Linked DNA regions of Homo sapiens: region 2 is linked to region 1. The links are chromatin loops, found by intact Hi-C in ENCODE. Cell type or tissue: Caco-2. All regions are shown on one strand. Links, peaks and the distances in the headings refer to the core of each region. The heading gives the core; the rest is flanking DNA.

The links. Peaks named below come from ENCODE experiments on the same cell type or tissue, not always from the same donor. Only the 100,000 strongest peaks of a DNase experiment are listed, where the experiment ranks them.
Region 2: it touches region 1 in a loop (9-fold over the local background); 83 of 110 quality-filtered maps call a loop at or near these places.

What each region holds. Positions count from the first base shown.
Region 1 is chr2:201,229,458-201,240,781 of GRCh38, forward strand. It overlaps a transcript of CASP8 not described here. Among named protein-coding and RNA genes, the nearest start is that of CASP8, 25 kb to the right of the region's middle. RefSeq lists enhancers at 2,728-2,977, 5,075-5,194. In Caco-2, for the core only: a CTCF peak has its summit at 7,075 (motif pointing right); no DNase peak of the experiment used is centred there.
Region 2 is chr2:201,351,386-201,362,709 of GRCh38, forward strand. FLACC1 (flagellum associated containing coiled-coil domains 1) reads right to left here and starts at 5,960. Exons shown (of 15, transcript NM_001127391.3): 1 at 5,597-5,960; 2 at 1-66. The coding sequence starts at 19. In Caco-2, for the core only: no CTCF peak of the experiment used is centred there; a DNase peak (open chromatin) is centred at 6,006.

The DNA.
Region 1 (11,324 bases), core at 5,735-8,234:
ATATTTTATTCTTATATAAGCATATGTGTATTTGTGTCCTTCCCTCATTTTCCCCCCACAAACACTAGCAGACTGTTTTGCACCTTGGTTAGCTCATTTAACATATCTTGGAGCCAGGTGCGGTGGCTCATGCCTGTAATCCCAGCACTTTGGGAGGCCGAGGTGGGCGGATCACCTGAGGTCGGGAGTTCGAGACCAGCCTGACCAACGTGGAGAAACCCCGTCTCTACTAAAAATACAAAATTAGCCAGGCGTGGTGGCACATGCCTGTAATCTCAGCTACTAGGGAGGCTGAGGCAGGAGAATCGCTTGAACCTGGGAGGCGGAGGTTGCGGTGAGCCGAGATCGTGCCATTGCACTCCAGCCTGGGCAACAGAACATATAGATCTGCTTGATCCTTTTCATGACTGCTACAGCTCCATTGAATGTATGGATCATCAGTGCTCCAGCTAGCACCTTAGTGATGGGCATTTAGGGATCACAAACTTCATAAGGGCAGAAACAATATCTTACCCATCCTCTGTTTCTGATATGGTTTGGATGTGTGTCCCTGCCCAAATCACACGTCAAGGTAATCCCCCATGTCAGAGGTGGGGCCTGGTGGAGGTGATTGGATCATGGGGATGGATCCTTCATGAATGGGTTAGCACCATCCCTTTGGTGCTGTTCTTGTGATAGAGCTCTCATGAGATCTGGTTGTTTAAATGTGTGTGGCACCTCCCCACTCTCTTGGTCAAGTTCCTGCCATGTAAGATGCTTGCCCTTGCTTTGCCTTCTGCCATGAATAAAAGCTCTCTGAGGCTTCCCCAGAAGCAGATGCCACTATGCTTCCTGTACAGCCTGTGGAACTGTGAGCCAATTAAGCCTCTTTTCCTTATGAATTATCCAGTCTTAGGTATTTCTTTGTAACAGTGTGAGGATGAGCTAATACAGTTTCCTACACTGTAACCTAAGGCAATGCTTTGCACAAAGGGATGAACCAGATTGCTTAGTAATTAAAACACAAATACAAACCACAAGCATATCCATTCATGAATTGGGGGACAGCTTTTATTTGATTCTGAGTTCTGATACCTGCTGCTTTGCTTTGTTAAAAATGTGCTAGTTCTCATTCAGCTTCCTATCAGTCATATCACCAACCAACATGTATAACATGTACAATCTGCCAGGTCAGGAGGAAACTTATGGATACAAGAAATGTCCCTCCCTTCTAGGAAATGATAATCTGCTTTGGGAGAGAAGGCAGGTACTTTTTGGCAAAAGTGACATAATAAAATAATCAAAAAAAGATGGATCTTTTTTTCTTTTTTGAGATGGAGTCACGCTCTGTCACCCAGGCTGGAGTGCAGTGGCGCGATCTCGGCTCACTGCAACATCCGCCTCCCAGGTTCAAGCGATTCTCCTGTCTCAGGCTCCCGAGTAGCTGGGACTACAGGCACCCACCACCACGCCCGGCTAATATTTTGTATTTTTAGTAGAGACGGGGTTTCACTGTGTTAGCCAGGATGGTCTCGATCTCCTGACCTTGTGATCCGCCTGCTTCGGCCTCCCAAAGTGCTGGGATTACAAACATGAGCCACTGCACCAGGCGAAAAGATGGATTTTTTAAAAAAGGTGTTAGGATAATCAGGTCCCCACCTGCAAGAAAGTAAAGTTAGAAGCCCACCTCAGACCATGCATACCAGCACAAAAATGTCAAATGGCTTAAAGATAAAATGTTAAAACAAGTCTAGAAAGGTATTAAAAGAAAATATAGAAAATACAGCACCAGCAAAAATTTCCCTACACAAGATGTAAAAGCCAGAAGTCATAAAGGAAAAGGTTGATAAATTAGAATAGATAAAAATGTAAAACTTTTGTATAATATAAGACACAAAGAATGAATTTAAAGACATACAATGAAGGTTAGGAAGATGAAGATGTTTTGGCGATGAGTGGTGGTTACACATCAGTATTAATGTACTTAATGTTACTGAACTGTACACTTAAAATGATGAAAATGGTAATTTTTATGTTATGTGTATTTCATCACATAAAAAAAGACATGAAATGAATCGGGGAAAATATTTGCTACATAACTAAGAATGAAGGCCCTTAATAAAATCTGTAAAACTATACACACTTTTAGGAATGAATCAACAAATAATTTCTATGAATTAGAAAAAAGTGACAATCCAACTAAAAAATGAATAAGGGATATAAGCAATGTGTTTCACAGAAAAAATAAAAATTGACAATGAAGTTATGAAAAAATGTTCAGTCTCCTTAGTAATTGCACAAAACAAACTAAAACAATGAGACATTACCCCTAAGATTAGTAAATGTTAAAGAAAAATAATAATTGGTGAGGGTGTGGGGAAGTGGGCACTTACACCTATGTTTGGAAATATAAATTGGTGCAACCTTATAGGGAGAGCAATCTCACAACATTTTCCAAAGACTTACATGCACAACCCTATGGCAGAGAAATTTATTCCTCTTCCAGGATTTTTTTTCCTTCAAAAACAGTGATGTGGATGAAAAACACATGTTCACTACTGCACAGGGTATAACAGCTGAAAACTGGAAACGATAATACTCACATTCCCTTCAGTAGGGGAATGGTTAAATAAATTTTACAAGCCATCTGGTAGATACCAGGCATGAGCTAAAAGTTAGGGTCCAGTTAGAGATGGAAAGCACACCAGTAATTTGAAAGGGAAAATGTAATATGAAGAATTATTAACTAGTAAAAGAAGGCTAACTGCTAAAGGTACAAGAGCACTCAAGCTGTCTGCAGTCAGCAGGCCCCGGCTGGTGAGCAGGAAGCTGCCCGCTGGGAGGCTGCCAAAGTTCCCTGAAGGTGAGCACCACTGGTTCTACAAGCTGCTGGCAGTCATGGCGTTAAGAGCAGGAAGAGAAGCACCAGAACCCGGAAGAGAAATCCAGTCCTCTGCTAGGCCTTGCACCGTCCCTCTGGCGCCCTCTACTGACAAAGCCAGTAAAATTGTGCCGCTAGCAAAGGAGATCTTTTTATGGGATGTAGCTTGGTGTCACCAAAGAGAACAGAGTGGACTTGGAGCTCAGATGCAACACAATGATTGATACTGGCACAGTATACTTACCCTGCTTTTGTAAACAAAATGGTATATGTGATGTCTCTCTTTGTCTCTCTGTATATAAAACAATATTTGTTTCTACTTATTATGTATTTATGTCTTTACTCTGCATGCCAGGAGCTAAGTATTTTGCATGTATTAACTCATTTTGTTCTCATAATAACCTTCACATGCAGGAATCATTATAGCTACTTTATGAATGAGCCGAGGAAGGCACTGAGACGTTAAGTAACTTGCCCAAGGTCACGCAGCTAGTAAGTGGCAGAGCAAGAATTACTATGGCTTTATAAGCCTAGGAAAAAGTCTGAAAGAATCAAAATGTTAACAGCGGGGACCTCAAGGAAGCATTGAAGAGGCCATGGGAGAAGTTTTCACTTTGTTAAAAAATCAGTCCTTCAAATAAATAAATACAGTGAGGCTTCCCCAGAAGCAGATGTCACTATGCTTCCTGTACAGCCTGTGGAACTGTGAGCCAGTTAAACCTCTTTTCTTTATAAATTATCCAGTCTTAGGTATTTCTTTATAACAGTGCTAGGATGAGCTGATACAGTTTCCTACACTGTAACCTAAGGCAATGCTTTGCACAAAGGGATGAGCCAGATTGCTTAGTAATTAAAACGCAAATACAAACCACAAGCATATCCATTCATGAATTGGGGGGCTGCTTTGTGTGCATAGATAAGGTATATTTTTTAAAAAAATTATTTTTCCAAGAAGAAAATAAACCAGTTAATAAACGACAACTCACAGTGCCAGGAAGTGAGAAACAAGTGTGTGATAAACGGTGGAGAATGGGAGCACTCTCCGCAGTGGGCGGGAGGAGACGAGGAGGGCGTTCCCTGGGGAGTGGCAGTGGTTGGAGCAAAGGTTTGGAGGAGGTAAGTCATGTGCTCTGAGTTTTTGGTTTCTGTTTCACCTTGTGTCTGAGCTGGTCTGAAGGCTGGTTGTTCAGACTGAGCTTCCTGCCTGCCTGTACCCCGCCAACAGCTTCAGAAGAAGGTGACTGGTGGCTGCCTGAGGAATACCAGTGGGCAAGAGAATTAGCATTTCTGGAGCATCTGCTGTCTGTGAGATTAAGCACTATGTATATTGCTTTATTCACTCCCCACAGCAACCTTACCAAGCAGTTCTTTTCCACGTGAAAAGATGGAGGCTGGGTGGAGCAAAAGGAGGTATTTAGAGTCCTCAGCAAGTGAGAGGCAGAGCTGGGATTTGAATCCAGATCTGCCTGATACTGAAGTCTAGGCTGGTTCCACCTCTCCGGACTGCTTTCCAGGGAGTAGAAGACAGATATTTTACCTTAGCTGGCTGCTTCTAGAAGTCTGACCCTGCTGGCTCAAAACGACTTTAGTTCCTTGCCCAGAGGCTGCGGGCTGCGGGTCAAGACATCAGTAGAAGGAGGGCCCAGCCAGAGAGGCTGACATGGGCTTCTACTCACCGTCATCTCTCCTTCCTTCCAGGAGCAGCCCCTGGGTGCGTCCACTTTCTGGGCACGTGAGGTTGGGCCTTGGCCGCCTGAGCCCTTGAGTTGGTCACTTGAACCTTGGGAATATTGAGGTAAGCCTGGGATTTCCAGAGGAGGTTTGGGGGAAAGAGAAGTGGTGAACGCTATTACTGTTCCCTATCTAGACACCAGTGGGCCGAGTGGAGCAGATGCCAGTTGGGACCTTCCCGCCCTCTCTTTGGTTATTAATCCATTATTGTTCCCTGTACACTGGTATGAGTGGATGGGGGAAGTATTTAGCCAAGTTTTTGAGACCTGTACTCGGAGCTAAAATGCATTGTCTTCCTATAGTGCGGGACCCCACAACTGTGGAGGAGCCGCAGGGGATACTGGGTAGTACGCAGACATTATGCACTAAATGACAATGGCTCACATAGTGAAAAGTTATTCTTTTTTATTTTTTTTTTTGAGAGGGAGTCTTGCTCTGTCGCCTAGCCTGGAGTGCAGTGGCGCGATCTCAGCTCACTGATATCTCCGCCTCCCGGGTTCAGGTGATTCTCGTGTCTCAGCCTCCTGAGTAGCTGGGATTACAGGCACCTGCTTCCATGCCTGGCTAATTTTTTTTTTTGTATTTTTAGTAGAGATGGGGGGGTCTCACCATGTTGGCCAGGCTGGTCTCAAACTTCTGGCCCCAAGTGATCTACCCACCTTGGCCTCCCAAAGTGCTGGGATTACAGGCCTGAGCCACTGCACCCGGCTGATTTCACATTTTTAGATAATATGACCACATTATAAAAATTTATGTATTTTTATATAATGTGACCACTAGATGAAAGCAATATACTTAGGCTTTTATTTCTTGGTTAAGTTCCTACTTATTATGAATTTACTCTGCATGCCAGGAATTCTAAGAATTTGCATGTATTAACTCATTTGATTCTCGTAATAACCTTCACATGCAGGAGTCACTATTACAGTGACTGTATGAATGAGGAAAGAAAGGCACTAACAGAATTGATTTTATGTTACTTAGGTCAAGATTTTATGTTATTTAGGTCAAGGTTAATTGTGTTGTTCAAATCTTGTATAACTCTACTGCTTGTCTGTCTTTCTTACCCATTATCGAGAAGGGAACATAAAAATCTTACACTATGACTGTAGATTGTCAATTTCTCATTTTAAATTAGGATCATTTTTCCTTTATGTCTGCCTTATGTGATATTAGTATAATGATATCAGTTGGTACATCTTTTTCCATCCTTATACTTTCAGTGTTTCGGTGTTCTTATACTTGAAATGTGTCTGCCGTAAGTGGTGTATTGTTCAAGTTTTTCTTTTATTATAGAAAAATGTATTCTGGAAGGTACTTTTCTTAAAATTACAGTATTTAGTCCATTTTCATTTAATGTAATTGTCAATATAATTGGGCTAAAATCTACTATATTTCCAGTTGTTTTTTATTCGTGGCATCAATTCACTTTTCTCTACTTTCTTGATTTCTTTTAGACGAATTAAGTAATTTTAGAAAGTTCACCTTACTCCTTTATTAGCTTGTTAATTATGCATGCTTTTAGTATTCTCTTAGTAATTGCACTTGAGTTGTACTACCTAATAGTACAGCCACATGTTGTTTAAAACAGCTTTACTGAGATATGATTGATATACAACAAATGGCATATAAAGTATATAATTTGATAAGTTTTGACATATGTATGACATATATGACAGTCATATAGACACACTCATATATATATTCATGTGCCATTTCAGTCAATGACCGACCACATATATGATGGTGGTCTCATAAGATTATAATACGGTATTTTTACTGTACCATTTCTATGTTTAGATATATTTAGATATGCAAATACTTACCATTGTGTTACAATTGCCTACAATATTCAATACAGTAACATGCTTTGTAGGTCTGCATCTTAGGAGTAATAGTCTAGACCATATAGCCTAGGTGTGTAGTAGGCTATACCATCTAGGTTTTGCATAAGTACATTCTATGATGTTGGCATAATGACGAAATCACTGACGATGCTTTTCTTGGAACTTATGCCTGTCATTAAGTGACGTATGACTGTATATATTTGAGTGGAACTATCACTGCAGTCAGGATAGTGAACATATATATTACCTCCAAAATATTTCGTATGCCCTCTTGAATCCTGTCCTCCTGCCCCTCCCCACCCCTGCTCCTTTTAGGCATTTAGTTCTGTAAATTTTCTCCTAGCCTTGCTTTAGCGGCATCCCATGCATTTTGATATTTTGTTTTGATTTTAATTTAATTCAATACTACATAATTTCCTTTTGATTTCTTTTTTGACCCATGGATTATTTAGAGTTGTGTTATTTCATTTCCAAATATTTGGGGATTTTCCAGACATGTTTCTGTTGTCCAGGCCAATAACAAATTCCTGACGCCATGAAGTCAAAGATCTAACTCCCCAGGGGGAGAGTTATGCCCAAGAACCATCGGTATTTTGTGTTAGTGGTCATTGCCAGAGTGAATTCCACAGTGTTTGTGATAAACCCTAATAATTCCACCAGAGGGCAGCAAGCCAACATGAAAATTCTATTAAAAAGTCTTTTTTTAGAGACAAGAGTTTGGCTCTGCCGCCCAGGCTGGAGTGCAGTGGTGTGACCTCGGCTTACCGAACCCTGGCCCCACCGCAGACTCAACCTCCCAGGCTCAAGTGATTCTCCCACTTCAGCTCCCCATCTGCGAGTAGCTGGAATATAGGTGCGCACCACCGCACCTAGTTAATTTTTGCATTTTTTGTAGAGATGGAGTTTCATCATGTTTCCCAGGCTTGTCTTGAACTCCTGGGCTCAAGCTATCCATCTGCCTCGGCTGCCCAAAGTGCCGAGATGACAGGCGTGGGCCACTGTGCCTGGCCAGACAGAAGTTTTCAAGTAAAGAATAAATTTAGCTGAAGAGCAGTGTCAAATTATTTCTATCCCCACCCTCCTGAATTAAATCTTCGTAGTCTCTGATTCTCTTTGTCATATTCTTAACCATTTGGATTCTTTTCAGTGCGTCTGTGTTTGTTCCTTTTCCCCAGTATGACCCCTTTCTATTTTTTTTTTTTTTTTTTTTTTTGAGACAGAGTCTTGCTGTGTCGCCCAGGCTGGAGTGCAGTGGCACGTTCTTGGCTCACTGCAACCTCCGCCTCCCAGGTTCAAAAGATTCTCCCACCTCAGCCTCCTGAGTAGCTGGGATTACAGATGCCTGCCACCTTGCCCAGATAATTTTTGTATTTTTAGTAGAGATGGGGTTTCAACATGTTAGCCAGGCTGGTCTCAAACTTTTGACCTCAAGTGATCTGCCCGCCTCGGCTTCCCAAAGTGCTGGGATTACAGGCGTGAGCCACCTTGTCCAGACCCTTTTCTCTATCTTTATGAAAACATCTCTCCAGTAGATCTTCAGAGTAAAAAAAAAAAAAAAAAAAGGAAAAAAGAAAAGAAAAAAGAAAAAGAAAAGAAAACATCCAGCAAGGTCTCGGAGGAAAAATAGAAAATTAGAAGACTGGAGTGAGTCATGTTGATTTTCTGGTGTAAAATTTGTATCGAAACCTTACATAAATACTGAAGAATTCACAAGTTGTAAATATACAGCTTGGTGACTGATTTTGATATCCAGACAGTTTTTTTCCCACTTGCACACACTCCCCGCAAGAATGCATGCTGGTTTGTAAAGTCATTAATTTACTGGTGCATCAGTGGATGGCTCTGTGTCTTCTGGCTTTATCTTGGCCCAGAAAGACAGGAATTAACGTTGAGCCTAGTAGTCTTTGGCCTTTGTGCCAAAGCAGTCTGTGGGCCAGCCTTGTGTAGTGATCAAGCAGTATGTTTAGATGTCAGGCATGACACGGGTTAAAAAGCCAGCTAGGGGAAAAATGGGAAGTGGCATTTTGCGATCTCATCAAACAATCTTGATATAAACTTAGAGAACAACCTCTTGGCAAATGGAGAGCAGCTGTAGGTTTCTGACTGAATGTGCAAGAAGAACGTGAATGAAAGAGATATACTAGGTGGGAGCAGTCAGGGTAGACTTCCTGGAGGAAGTGGACAGTGTTGTGTGGATTCACACTTTGGAGATATCAAAGAGGAAGAGTATTCCAAGTGGGGGTAACAAATAACAAGGGAGGCAAAAAAGAAAAGTATGAGGGAACAACAGGATGTTGTCAGGAAACTAAGGCTGAGCTGAAATCCAGGTGACCCAGAGAAGCCTTGAGAAGGCTTGTGGCATCTTGTGGAGCAAGTGGGGAACTTGCTCTGTTTGAGAGAATATGCCTGGAATATATGGGATATCATTTAAATTTTCTAAAGGTTATCTACAAGATAATTTCAGAGAATATTCGCTCCCACCTCAGCGTAGGAAACAATGAAACCCTGAAACATTTATTTATTTATTTTCCTTGCTTTTCTTTTTTCTTTCTTTTTTTTTTCTTGAGATGGAGTCTTACTCTGTCACTCAGGCTGGAGTGCAGTGGCGTAATCTTGGCTCACTGCAACCTCCGCCTCCTGGGTTCAAGCAATTCTCCTGCCTCAGCCTCCCGAGTAGCTGGGACAATAGGCATGTGCCGCTATGCCTGGCTAATTTTTTGTATTTTTAGTAGAGACGGGGTTTCATCATGTTGGCCAGACTGGTCTTGAACTCCTGGCCTCAAGTAATCTGCCCGCTTTGGGCTTCAAAAGTGCTAGGATTACAGGTGTGAGCCACTGCACCCAGTCTTTTCCTTACTTTTTATTTTATTTATTTATTTATTTATTTTTTAATTGATCATTCTTGGGTGTTTCTCACAGAGGAGGATTTGGCAGGGTCACAGGACAATAGTGGAGGGAAGGTCAGCAGATAAACAAGTGAACAAAGGTCTCTGGTTTTCCTAGGCAGAGGACCCTGCGGCCTTCCGCAGTGTTTGTGTCCCTGGGTACTTGAGATTAGGGAGTGGTGATGACTCTTAAGGAGCATGCTGCCTTCAAGCATCTGTTTAACAAAGCACATCTTGCACCGCCCTTAATCCATTCAACCCTGAGTGGATACAGCACATGTTTCAGAGAGCACAGGGTTGGGGGTAAGGTCACAGATCTACAGGATCCCAAGGCAGAAGAATTTTTCTTAGTATAGAACAAAATGAAAAGTCTCCCATGTCTACCTCTCTCTACACAGACACGGCAACCATCCAATTTCTCAATCTTTTCCCCACCTTTCCCCCCTTTCTGTTCCACAAAACCGCCATTGTCATCATGGCCCGTTCTCAATGAGCTGCTGGGTACACCTCCCAGACGGGGTGGTGGCCGGGCAGAGGGGCTCCTCACCTCCCAGTAGGGGCGGCCGGGCAGAGGCGCCCCTCATCTCCCAGACGGGGCGGCTGGCCGGGCGGGGGGCTGACCCCCCACCTCCCTCCCGGACGGGGCGGCTTCCTTACTTTTTAAAAATACGTTTGTCTTCAACTATTGGATATCTTCATCTAATTTCTAGTGTTTTTTTTGGTTGTTGTTGGCTTATTTGATTTTTACTTTTTGGTTAATAACAAACCTTTTAAGGAGTTACATAGACTCTTATCAGTTTACTTTTCTAATTTGTTTTCTCCTGAATTCTCAGTTACCTTGGATTGATTGTGCTTTGGGTTCATCTTGCTTTTTCTTAGTGGCTACTTTCAGTTTCCTTCCTCTTCAGTTTGGCAATTTTTTCCCTTTTCAAGCAAGGAGCTCCTCCCTGTTGAGGCGTCACGGGTGGCGGGCAATCCTTACCCGGATCCTCCCACAGCTTGCTCTCTGGAAGCTCACACTGCACCGTAATTATGAAACTTTTGATATTGTCCCTGATGGCTTCTGATGCAAGCTGGGACAGCATTTGTCTGTTGATAAGTGAAACCAAGTTCCTGAGATCTGGCTCTCTTTTGCCCTTCTATCCAATACCAGCAAGGCCCTAGTTTCAGAGCATTTTGGGGACTTATGATCCCTTCTAGTTACCTCTGCATCTGTGCCCCTTTTCCCCTCAAATTAGTTCATAGAGATTTTTGAAGCACCCATGTTACTCAAATAGGCCCATTTTTAGCATGTGGGAGGTAAGGCCTAGATGTGAATCCCTCATAAGCCAGGCAGATCAAACTGTGTGTATGCATGCAGATTTGGCCCAGGAACACTCTTCTCCTTCAGGGCCCATTGTCTACAAGGACAGAAAAGAATTCTTAAGGCCATTCACTATCTCACATTTTCTGTTATTTTTCTGTCTTTTCCTTTTCCCCCTACCCACAGAGAAACATTAGAATCATTGCCCTTTAGAAGAGCAGAACTATGATGCCTCCTGTCAGGGATGGAACGAGGCATTCCATGCAGATGACAACCCAAAGAGAGCAAGAGTGGCTCTATTTATATCAGACAAAATCGACTTTAAGTCAAAAACTGTCACAAGAGACATTAAAGTATATTATATAATGAAAAAAGCATCAATCCACCATGAAGATATAACAATTATAAATATATGCACTCAATATCAGAGCACCTAAATATATGAAACAAACAATGACAGAACTGAAGGGAGAAATAGCCAGCCATACAAAAATAGTAGGAGACTTCAACACTGTACTTTAAATAATGGATAGAACATTCAGACAGAAGATTAATAAGGAAACAGGGGACTTAAACAACATTATAGACCAAATGGACCGAACAGAAATACACAGAACGTTCCACCCTACAGCAGTAGAACACACATTATCCTCAAATGCACATGGAACTTTCTCCAAGGTAGATCACAAGTTGGGTCA
Region 2 (11,324 bases), core at 4,577-7,076, 120 kb after region 1:
TGAGAGGGTTGGGGTACATGGCCAAAGGTCAGGGGGAGTCTTGGCTGCTAGATCAGGAGGCTCTTGCTGAAATTGAAAAACAACAGCAGAAGGTTAAACCATTTAGAATCAAAGCAAAAATACAGAAGAATTGGGAAGAACCCAGGGAGGACCCAAAGAACAATGGTAGATTCCAGAAGCTGTTGATCTGGTGCAGGGTCTTGACTATAGGTTAACAGCTCATCCCTTTCTACTCAGTAGACTTGACTTGAAAGCAATTTAAACTTTGCCATAACTGGCTGGGCATGGTGGCTCACGCCTGTAATCCCAGCACTTTGGGAGGCCGAGGTGGATGGATCACTTGAGGTCAGGAGTTTGAGACCAGCCTGGCCAACATGGTGAAACCCCGTCTCTACTGAAAATACAAAAATTAGCTGGGCATGGTGGCACACACCTATAGTCCCAGCTACTCAGGAGGCTGAGGTGGGAGGATTGCTTGAACCTGGGAGGCAGAGGTTGCAGTGAGCTGAGATTGTGCCACTGCACTCCAGCCTGGGTGAAGAGTGAGACTTCGTCTCAAAAAATAAAATAAGATACAAATAAAAATAAAACAAAATAATTAAAATAAAATAAAATTTGCCATAGCCGAGTCCTTGCTGTGAGCCAGGTAAAACTGCTCAATTATTGTTATGCTGATACTATAGATGAAGCTACTGAGACTCAGAGAAGTCACGGCGGCAGCAAGTTGCAGAGCTGGAAACAAACACAAATCTCTTTGACTCCCAAGCTCCTTCCTTTCCAGCAGGCCACACCAGTTCTCACTGAAGGGAAGAGAAATTCCCACAGCAAGTTCTGCACAGAACTTCCTGGAAAATTAGTTCTGCTGCTTGAGCTACAGTGCAAATGAATCTCCTCGTTTCTCATTCCTGGTCACCTTCTTGAATTACAGAGTGGAAACTCCTTCCCTGGCTCCCAAAAAACAAAACCCCTATTATGAGAATCTTGATGAAAGAAAACTATCAGATAAACATGGTGGCTTGACCACACTGGCTTATCTTCTTTCTTTTCCAGAATCCAACTAAAATTAGAGTACAGCATTAAAAGAGATTTAGTTCCACAAGAGCAAGAAAATGGGAGAGGAGACAAGATTGCACAAGGGATGTCCGTACATGTTTGGCATAGTAACTAGGGCTCTCTCCATAGCTCACTATAGCCTATGTGCCTGCAAAGACAGGGTATGAACAAGATGGAGCCAATTCACACATCAGAGGTCCCAGAGGGTGCAGGACTTGGAACTGGTAGATTACCTGATGATATTGACAGGCAGCTGGTAGATGTGTAGGAGCACATGGTAGGATGAATACTGTCCCTTTCCCTATACCGCATGTCCTAATCCCTGGAAAGTGTGACTATGTTACCTTACATGGCAAAAGCAGCTGTGATTAAATGAAAGATCTTGAGATAGAAAGATTAACCTGAATTATCAGTCAGAGAAGATGTGATAATGGAGGAAGAAGTAGGAGTGATTGAGGAAAAGGTCCAGGAGCCAAGGAATCGGGGCAGCATCTAGAAGCTGGAAAAGGCAAGGAAACGAATTCCCCCTGGAGCCTCCGGAAGGAATGCAGCTCTGCCGACCTCTTGATTTTAGCTCAGTGAGGCTCATTTTGGACTTTGACTTTCAGAATTGTAAGATTGTTGCTTGAGCCACTACATTTGTGGTAACTTTGTTACAGAGCAACCAGAACCAGAGCATTTGGGAGTGTGGGTGAGAGATTGGCAATAGAAACATAGAAACCTAAGAAAATAAAATGTGCAATTACTCCAGGTTAAAAAATATTGAATGAGAAAGTAAACATAATCATAGTATGGCACACACTCATATGTATCAAATGTAAATACTTAATAGTGACTTAGCCAAAAAGTGAACTGTGACTACATGGGAAGAATGAGTGGAATGGGGATGTATAAGAGCCAAATCCTCATCTGCTGTACCAGAAAGAAAAATTAACATACGGAGCACAGACAAATTACTTGGAAGTATGAGGTAAATAAAATTCCAAAGAAATAGATAGCAGAGTTGAAAATAATTGCCTCTAGGAGCACATTGAGAAGTAGAACTGACAGGTCAGGGGATGGGGCAGAAATTGAGACTTTTCCTTAATGAATTTTTAACATTAGTTGATTTTTAAATGATGTCAGTGGATATTTCTTTTCTCTTTTCTTCTTTTCTTTTCTTTTTTCTTTTCAGAGTCTCACTCTGTCACCCAGGCTGGAGTGCAGTGGCACAATCTTGGCTCACTACAACGTCTGCTTCCTGGGTTCAAGCGATTCTCCCGCCTCAGCCTCCTGTAGGTGTAGGCCTCCAGCCTCCTACAAGTGCCCACCACTATGCCTGGCTAAGTTTTGTATTTTTAGTAGAGACTGGGTTTCGCCATGTTGATCAGGCTGATCTTGCACTCCTGGTCTCAAGGGATTCTCCTGCCTCGGCCTCCCAAAGTGCTGGGATTACAGGCATGAGCCACTGTGCCCAGCCATGTCAGTGGATATTTCATTAGTAATAAAAACAAATGCCAAAAATGTTATAAGAATCAATGGCCTAACAGAAGCATTAAAGTGATAGCAGATTTAACTCAAATGTCTAAGTCTATGATTAGTTTTCAATATTACACTGGAATACATTTGCTTAAGAACCTGCTGAAAAAATGAAATCAACCTTTGTCTCCAACACGACTGATGCTTGAGAAACCCACTGATGGTGTCTAATGACCTTAAGAGCTACAGAGGACCTTAAGGTTGAATCTGTTTTACATATGAGGATACTAAAACTCACTCACTTGTAACTGCTGCTTTAACAGTACAAATCTTTAGAGGCTCGTGCTGTGAGTCCTGTGCTAGATGCTGGTTGGACCTTGCCCTCAGGGAGCTTGCAGTCAGCAGAGGAGTCGGCAGAAAGAGAGCTAAGTGAGCAGTGGAGCAAAGGCAAGAGACCTGGCCTTGGAAGAAAGGCAGCGTGTGCAGGGGTTGGCTGGGCCAGAGGCCTGGGACTAGGGAGTCTTCTGCAATAGAGGTCAGGGCTAGAAAGGAGTCCAGGGCTAGAAAGGAGTCCAGGAGACTGGCTAAACAGCAAAGGCCTGAAGAGCAGGTGACAGGGCCGCCATTTATAACTGTCCATACTCCACTGGGTTTGGGGGCCTGTTAGGGCCAAGTCAAGGAGATGAGGTCAGAGAAGCAGATGGGATCGAGTGCCCAGGTGGGAAGATGATGCTACAAGGGGCTGGAATTCAGGTGAGAGTCTGAAAGAAGGCTACAACAGTAGCAAAAAAGAAACTGCTTCTGCTTAGAACCTTGTATCTGCTTCCTGTACGAAAGGAGCCAACCCTGAACTTGGGAGATTTAGCAGGAGTCCATGGGGCAAGAAGTGAGAGGCTAAGGCAGGCCCACTTCTAGCAACTGCCTTCTCTCTTCTTGAAGGCCAGGACTCCACTATGGAGTGCTCTCTGTGCCTCAACACCTCCACTAAGCCTTGCAAAGTGGCTTGTCCACAACGGGCATTTGATGAATATTTCTTACCTGACTAGTAAACTTAGTGGTTGTAATCAGCTCATCATGGTGGTTGGGGCTAGCTCAACAAAGAGAAAAAGATGGTATGGTGGCTGATGCCTGTAATTCCAGCACTTTGGGAGGCCAAGGCGAGAGGATCACTTGACGCCAGGAGTTCGAGACCAGCCTAGCCAACAGGGCGAAACCCCGTCTCTACTAAAAACACAAAAATTAGCCAGGCATGGTGGCACATGCCTGTAATCCCAGCTACTCGGGAGGCTAAGGCAGGAGAATCACTTGAACCTGGGAGGTGGAGGTTGCAGTGAGCCGAGATCTCACCACTGCACTCCAGCCTGGATGACAGAACAAGACTCTGTCTCAATAAATAAATGAATAAAACAAAAAACAAAAACAAAGAGAAAAGAGATTCACAGATGAAACTGCCAAAATGTTGTAATCGTCATTACCATATTATAAATAACATTAAACATTTGCATTCAAAAGCCAGAAAGCAGAGGTAAATTGTATGGGTGATACAATCACTCAGTGGAGTTTTACATAGATTTTCAATGATCTTTGATGAATGTGTAGTTGTTTCCTTTTCCTCTTTCCCATGATAAACAATGTCTTGGTATATATTCTTTTGCTCTTAAGAAAAAAAAAAAAGAAGGCCTCACAGGTGTGGTGGCACATGTCTGTAATCCCAACACTTTGAGAGACTGAGGTGGGAGAGTCGCTTGAGGCTAGGAGTTTGAGACCAGCCTGGGAAACATATCGAGACTCTGTATCTACAAAAAATTTTAAAAATAGCCTAGTATGGTGGAGTGTGCCTGTAGTCCCAGCCACTTGGCAGGTGGTGCGGGAGGATCACTTGAGGCCAGGAGTTTGAAGTTGCAGTGAGCTAGGACCACACCACTGCATTTCAGCCTGGGTGACAGCACAAGACCCTGTCTCTAAAAAATAAATAAATAAATAAAATAAAAATAAAGGCCTTTTTCTTTGAACACCCATGGGAGTGATACTCAAAATATTTAACAACCAGTAAGACAAGGCTATTGAATAATCAACCAGGGTTGGAACAGGGTCCTGGGAGATCTCACTCCCACCTCCATGCCAGGCATTAACCCCTTAGTTGCTGAATCATGAGGTGGTCTGGGGGTGCCAGGGGAGGAGTTGGGACAACCAAGGTGGCAAGGAGGACATGCAAGGGGCTTGGACAATGGTCATCTACCAATCAATATGACAGTATTTTATTTATTATTATTATTGTTTTGAGACGGAGTTTTGCTCTTGTTGCCTAGGCTGGAGTGCAATGGTGTGGTCTTGGCTCACTGCAACCTCTACCTCCGAGGTTCAAGCGATTCTCCTGCCTCAGCTTCCCCAGTAGCTGGAATTACAGGCACCCGCCACCATGCCTGGCTAATTTTTGTATTTTTATAACGATGGGGTTTCACCATATTGGCCAGGCTGGTCTCAAACTCCTGACTTCAGGTGATCCACCCATCTCAGCCTCCCAAAGTGCTGGGATTACAGGTGTGAGCTACCGTGCCCTGCCTATATGGCAGTATTTTAATATTTCAGTAGCTAAAATCAGCCCTTGACTTCTCATAGCTTCTTAAGTGGGAACTACTTCTAACAGATTTTTGGGGCATCCTTCCAGAAATGTTGTGAGTGCATATAACCTTAAATGTTTTGCATATAGAACTTAACCTGTAGAGAAGCATAATAGATTTTTTAAATTATTTGCATAAGTGAGAGCATACTTTGCACACAATGTTGCATCTTGTTCTTTTTGTGTAACAGGATATCTAGTTGATATTTCCATGTCATCACAGATAGATCTGCATTTACAGTGGCTTGACATCATATAGCTCTAATTATAGAGGGGTGTGTGAGTGTGTGTAAGGATTTTTTCTCCCCCTTTTTTCCCTTTCCTGCACTTCTACCTGATGATTTTACCTGAGGCTTGCCCTAACAATAGTCACCAGTGAGCCGGCAGAGGCTTCAGAGAAGTTACTGGTTAGTATTAATAATCAGTAGAAAAAATAATATAAAACATCTTTTCCAAAGAGCTTACCTTGGACTGCCCAAAGATCTGTTATTCTCATGTGGCCCAAGTCAAACATCTTAAAGAAACCACCATGTTAGAGAGAAATGGTTCCCCATCAACACAGAATCAGAGTTTACTTTAGATCAAAAGCCACTTTAGTGGCCATTCCAAGTGGTTGAAATGCCGAAGGAGAAAATTCACAGTATATGTACTGCGGGAAGACAGACTTCTAGTGAATCCAATCAAAGGCTTTTACAAAGGCTGGCCTGGCACAAACATGAATTTCCCTTCTAAAGACAAAACAGTTGAAGTTTCTCAGTATTGCAATGAAATTAAACTAGAGGAGAAGGTCACCCCACCATTCAGATTCCTGTGACTTGGGCCTGAGTTGTGAGGTTTGCCCTTGGGAGATGGCAGGCCAAAGTTTGTTTATTTTGTTGCTATGGACACAGAACAGTAGCTCCTCATTGGCTCAGGGCTCTTTTCTTCAAGAGAGAAGGTTGGGAGAAACAGCCAATTAAATTCTCCAAGACACAAATCAGTGACCACCCTCAACAGCAAAGAATTCATACTTTTAACACTGGATTTCCACTTTCGTCATCAGTCATGGGACAAAAAAGTTTAAGATATATCTTCAGAGGAAATAGAATTCAACAGCACTTTTAGGCTTCATTGGTCTATGGCAATAGTTACCAGGCAGGATCTGTGATGGATTTTTAATTCCTCTGTGATCTACTCACAGAAACCTAAAACTCTAGACACTTTTTTCCCTCGAGTTTAAGGCTTTGAAATCTGTGAAAGTAAAAATCCCCCAAGGCAGGAATCTTTTGCAGTCACAAGGTTTTCCGATTTTTTTTTTTAAATAAAGCTGCTTTTTCTTACTATAGAAAAAAGTACTTGCTTATTACAACCCAGTGGCTTTCATTTTAGTTTTACTGCCACTCATTATAAGAAATACATTTTACAAATTTTGTAATAAAAAAATTTCATGAAATAATACTCTTATTATTTGCTATTCTCTTCTATTTCTTTTTCTTCTTTAAATTAAAGCTGATTATAATCCACTAGATTGATTTCATGATCCTGGTGGGTCACAACCCCTAGCTTACAAAATATTGTTATAAATTCATCTATTCACTCAACTTCACATTTGTTGTCTACTGTGTGCCAGGCACTATTGCTAGGTGTGGGGATATACCTCAGTTCTTATACTCAATACAACTTAGAGACCAATGAGAAAACAGACAATAAAAAAGCTCAATAAAAGCATAATTAATTTTTTTTTCCTTTGAGACAGTAGCTCACTCTGTTACCCAGGCTGCGGTGCAGTGGCAGTGGCAGTGCAGGCTGCATGCATAGCTCACTGCAGCCTTGACCTCCTGGACTCAAGCGATCCTTCTGCCTCAGACTCCCAAGTAGATGGGACTACACAGGTGCACAGCACCATGCCCAGCTAATTTTTTTTTTTTTTTTTTTTTTTGAGACGGAGTCTCGCTCTGTCACCCAGGCTGGAGTGCAGTGGCGGGATCTCGGCTCACTGCAAGCTCCGCCTCCCGGGTTCACGCCATTCTCCTGCCTCAGCCTCCCAAGTAGCTGGGACTACAGGCGCCCGCCACTACGCCCGGCTAATTTTTTTGTATTTTTAGTAGAGACGGGGTTTCACCGTTTTAGCCGGGATGGTCTCGATCTCCTGACCTCGTGATCCGCCCGCCTCGGCCTCCCAAAGTGCTGGGATTACAGGCGTGAGCCACTGCGCCCGGCCGCCCAGCTAATTTTTTTGACTTTTAGTATACATGAGGCCTTGCTATGTTGTCCAGGCTGGTCTTGTACTCCTGAATTCAAGTGATCCTCCTGCTTCGGCCTCCCAAAGTGCTGGGATTACAGGTGTAAGTCACCATGCAGCCACAATGACTCATATTGAGACTTGCCAGAAGCAGTGGGAGTTCATAGCAGGAGTTACTCTTCTAGTCCAGTGAGTCAGGCAGCAGTGTTAAACAGAGAAGAGATCTGACTAGATCTACATATCAGAAAGATCATTCTGACTGCAATATAGGGAAGCAATTGGAAGGGCCAGGAAAACCAGGTAAAAGTCTGTGGCAGTGGTCGTCATGGGACCTGACGATGGCCCTGACTGAGGAGCAGCAGTGGGGATGGAGAGAAGACATGATAGAACTTGGTGATTGACTGGATGCTGGGATGAGCGAAAAGGAGAAGGTGATGATTCCTGGCTTTCCAGCTCGAGCAATTGAGTTGACCGTGGTGCCATTTATTGAGATAGGAAAGTGTGGAGGGATAAACAGGTTCTAGGGAGCAGATTATTAGTTCAGTTTTGGATATGTTGAGGTGCAGGGAGACTAATAGACAAGTGGTGACGTCTGTTAGAGTTTCTTACATATTTTAGAAGTTCAGAGGAAGATTCTGGCCTAGAAGCAGATTTAGGAGTCTTCAGAGTGGATACTATTCCAAGCCAAGGGAGCGAGTGAGATCACATATAGAGAGAGTATTGTGTAAGGAGAGAAGAGGGTCTAGAACAGAGCTCTGAGGACACCAGTATTTACGACAAGATTTCTCAGTGTGGGCCATGTGTAGTTAAAATGCATAGACCTGTTGCTTGATTGCAAGTGGCTTACATCAAAGAGGTTTATTAACCTCATGAAATAGAGTCTGGAGGCAGTGCTATCAGAGTTGGTGCAAAGATTCAGCAATGTCCTTGGAGAACTGGGCTCTTTCCATCTCTCTGTTATGCCAGCCTCGGTGTGTTGATGGAGGGAAGCGTCTTGGTTGCACTATGGCTGCTTCAACTCTGAGCACCATGAACAGGCTAGATGAAGAGAGACTTTCAAAGATTAAAAGGAGGGAAATAACTTAGAGAAGAATTGATAGACTCTATTAGTCATCTAGACAATCTGTCTCCATCCAGAGATTGAATATTTACTTTGAGTGTGTTTAATGTGTAAAATTTTATATTTAAATCCTTTCTTATGATTAAAAAAAAAAAGCAGCAGGATTTGGGTCTTGAGTGAAGCATGGCTAAAAACAGAGATACAGAGGAAGTAAGTGCTGAAGGAATACCCCAGCCACTCGACTTGGCAAAGGCTCAGCACTAATTACTACTACTTGGGTATCCCCATTCTCCTTTCATCTTTTTGGACATGAGTAAAGCTTCGCCAGTTCCAAAACAGCTGAGGAGAAGGAAATGAAGGTGTTTAGGGGCTAAGTGTTAAGTGCTCTTCTCTTGGATGAAATTGGGGAAGTGCTGGCATTCTCAGTAACTTCGCCTAAAGCAAAGTGTCTTACTATTTGGAACAGAGGTGGAGGAGGCCACCAATAGTAAAACAAAGTATAAGTTGAAAAATGAATGAGAGAAACTGCAACTTAATTCTGACAGCAATATTATCAAAATTGGTCTGCACAGGGCTTGGGGAAATAGATATCCTCTTGTGTGATGCTGCAGCATTCACGAAGTGGCAAACATGGTCAGCTGGGAGCATTCGGAGGCTTTCCATCTGTGGAGCGCTATTTGTGGCTCTATGAGAACACTCCCAGTGTGGAAAAGACAGTGTTCTCTTAAGAAGCTTGTAATTATCTCCAACTTGCTCACTTGCTCAACTCTCTTTGATCTTTGGCTTTCAACATCTGACTTTAGAGTGGTGCTATGCTAACTCCCATGGATCATCCTGAATAGACCCGACCAGGTAGCCACAGGAATCCCGTGAAAGCCTGTAGTGCTACCCTTGCACCTAGAAAGAGGGGCCACTGTTCTGAGCCCTGGGCTTTAGAGGGCTCTGCATAGGACAGGCACACACAGAAACCTACATTTGTTCAAGAATACGTGGGCCCGGGCTGGGTGCAGTGGCTCATGCCTGTAATTCCAGCACTTTGAGAGGCCAAGGTGGGTGGATCAACTGAGGTCAGGAGTTTAAGAACAGCCTGGTCAACATGGTGAAACCCCGTCTCTACTAAAAATAAAAAAATTAGCTGGGTGTGGTGGTGCATGCTTGTAGTCCCAGCTACTCGGGAGGTTGAGGTGGAAGAATTGTACAAACCCAGGAGGCGGAGGTTGCAGTGAGCCAAGATCGTGCCACTGCATTCAAGCCTGGATGATAGAGCAAGACTCCATCTCAGAAGAGGAAGAAAACAAAAACAAAAACAAAAACACACGGGCCCTTGATCTGGAGCTCAGCTCTGAAACAGCAGGAACCATAACCCTAAAGATTCACTCTCATCATTAACCACATTCAGGTCTCAGGGAATGCTTCACCACATCTTTTACCCTTTACCTTCAAAACAAAAGATGACTGTGCCCAAATACTGTAAAGGTTTGTGGGTGATGCTGCTGCTGAGATCAGACACAGACACTGCTTTGGAGTGCAGGAAAGACTGGGGCAGCAGCAGTAAGGTAAGAGGAAAGGTAACCTGTCAAAACCTCTCAGATAGCATGAATGCAAGATTTGTGCATAATGAAATATATTTTCCAGTGGTGCTGAGCACCCATTTTTTGCTTCTTTTAATGCCTTAATTTGCAATTCCACAGGTATTCGCATACAGGAATGGTATTTGCAAGAGCTACATATGGTGGCTGAAGAACATTGTGCAATATGCATCCTGAGTACCCTTACATTTATATATATGTAGATCTAGATGGAACATGAAGCCTGGTACCAACTCTTCATATTACTGGATAGATCTAAAGATTGTTTGAGAGATGGTAAAAACAGCCATAGAAGTGGTAGTGAATTATATGAAATTAAAATACTCCATAGCATTTTCTGGCCTATCATAATGTTTGAATGTGATGTGAAAATCTTGCTTTTGAACAACTTAGTGATTTTTCTGAGAAGGCAAGACGATCAAATTTTGTGAAACAATACTTTGATTTTTATATATTTGGGTTTTCTGTATTTTTCATCATCTCATAACACCTTCGGGGTGCTTTCTTCATAACTTCTTAAACTAAAGAACAAAACACTTCATGCTATTGCTGGCACCATGACCTGCCAGCCAACAGTTGTATTTCAGCATCTTTTCTGAATTTGCACAGTAACATTTGCTCATTTGAAAATTTTGTGGTATTTTGGCCCTTAACTCATAAAAACTAATGAAAAACAGAAAAATAAAACTTACTATTAGCCTAACTCAAATTTAATATAGTGAAACTAACAATAGAAGTCAACAGGATGCTTAAAGCCCCAAATCTTAAACCTCATCAGAAGGTTTTTTGGACTTAAACACATCCACTAGTAGTCATTTGTGAAAGAAAACACAATTAAAGATGATGAGAATAGCACTAAATTTGATATCAAAGTAGAGTCTCAAGCTTCATTTCTCACAAGATGGTCATAATTCTAAATGGATACTGAGTTTTTTTAAAAAAACAGTTTCTTTTTTTTTTCCAAGATGGCAGATTAGAGTCTTTCAGTGTGCCTTGGCTCCTTGGAAATAGCAAGATAGTGTGTAAAGATCATCTCTGTGGGTTTTTATCCAAAAAGGAAAATGGGAATCCACTAGAATTGTGAAGGACACCCCAGATGCCAGGGAGGAGAATGTGGACAAACAGCCCCAGTGATGGCATGCAGCTGATAAAAATGAGTGAAGCCCTAGTACATGGGAGAGGCAGACAGCCTCCCTCTATGACTCACCTTTCCACTTGGGATCCAGGCAACCCAGGCTGAGGGAGAGCACTTTGTTTCTCGCAAGCTCTGGAGCTAACTTGGGGAAGCGGCTTGGAAACACTGTGAGGAAAAGACATAGAGAA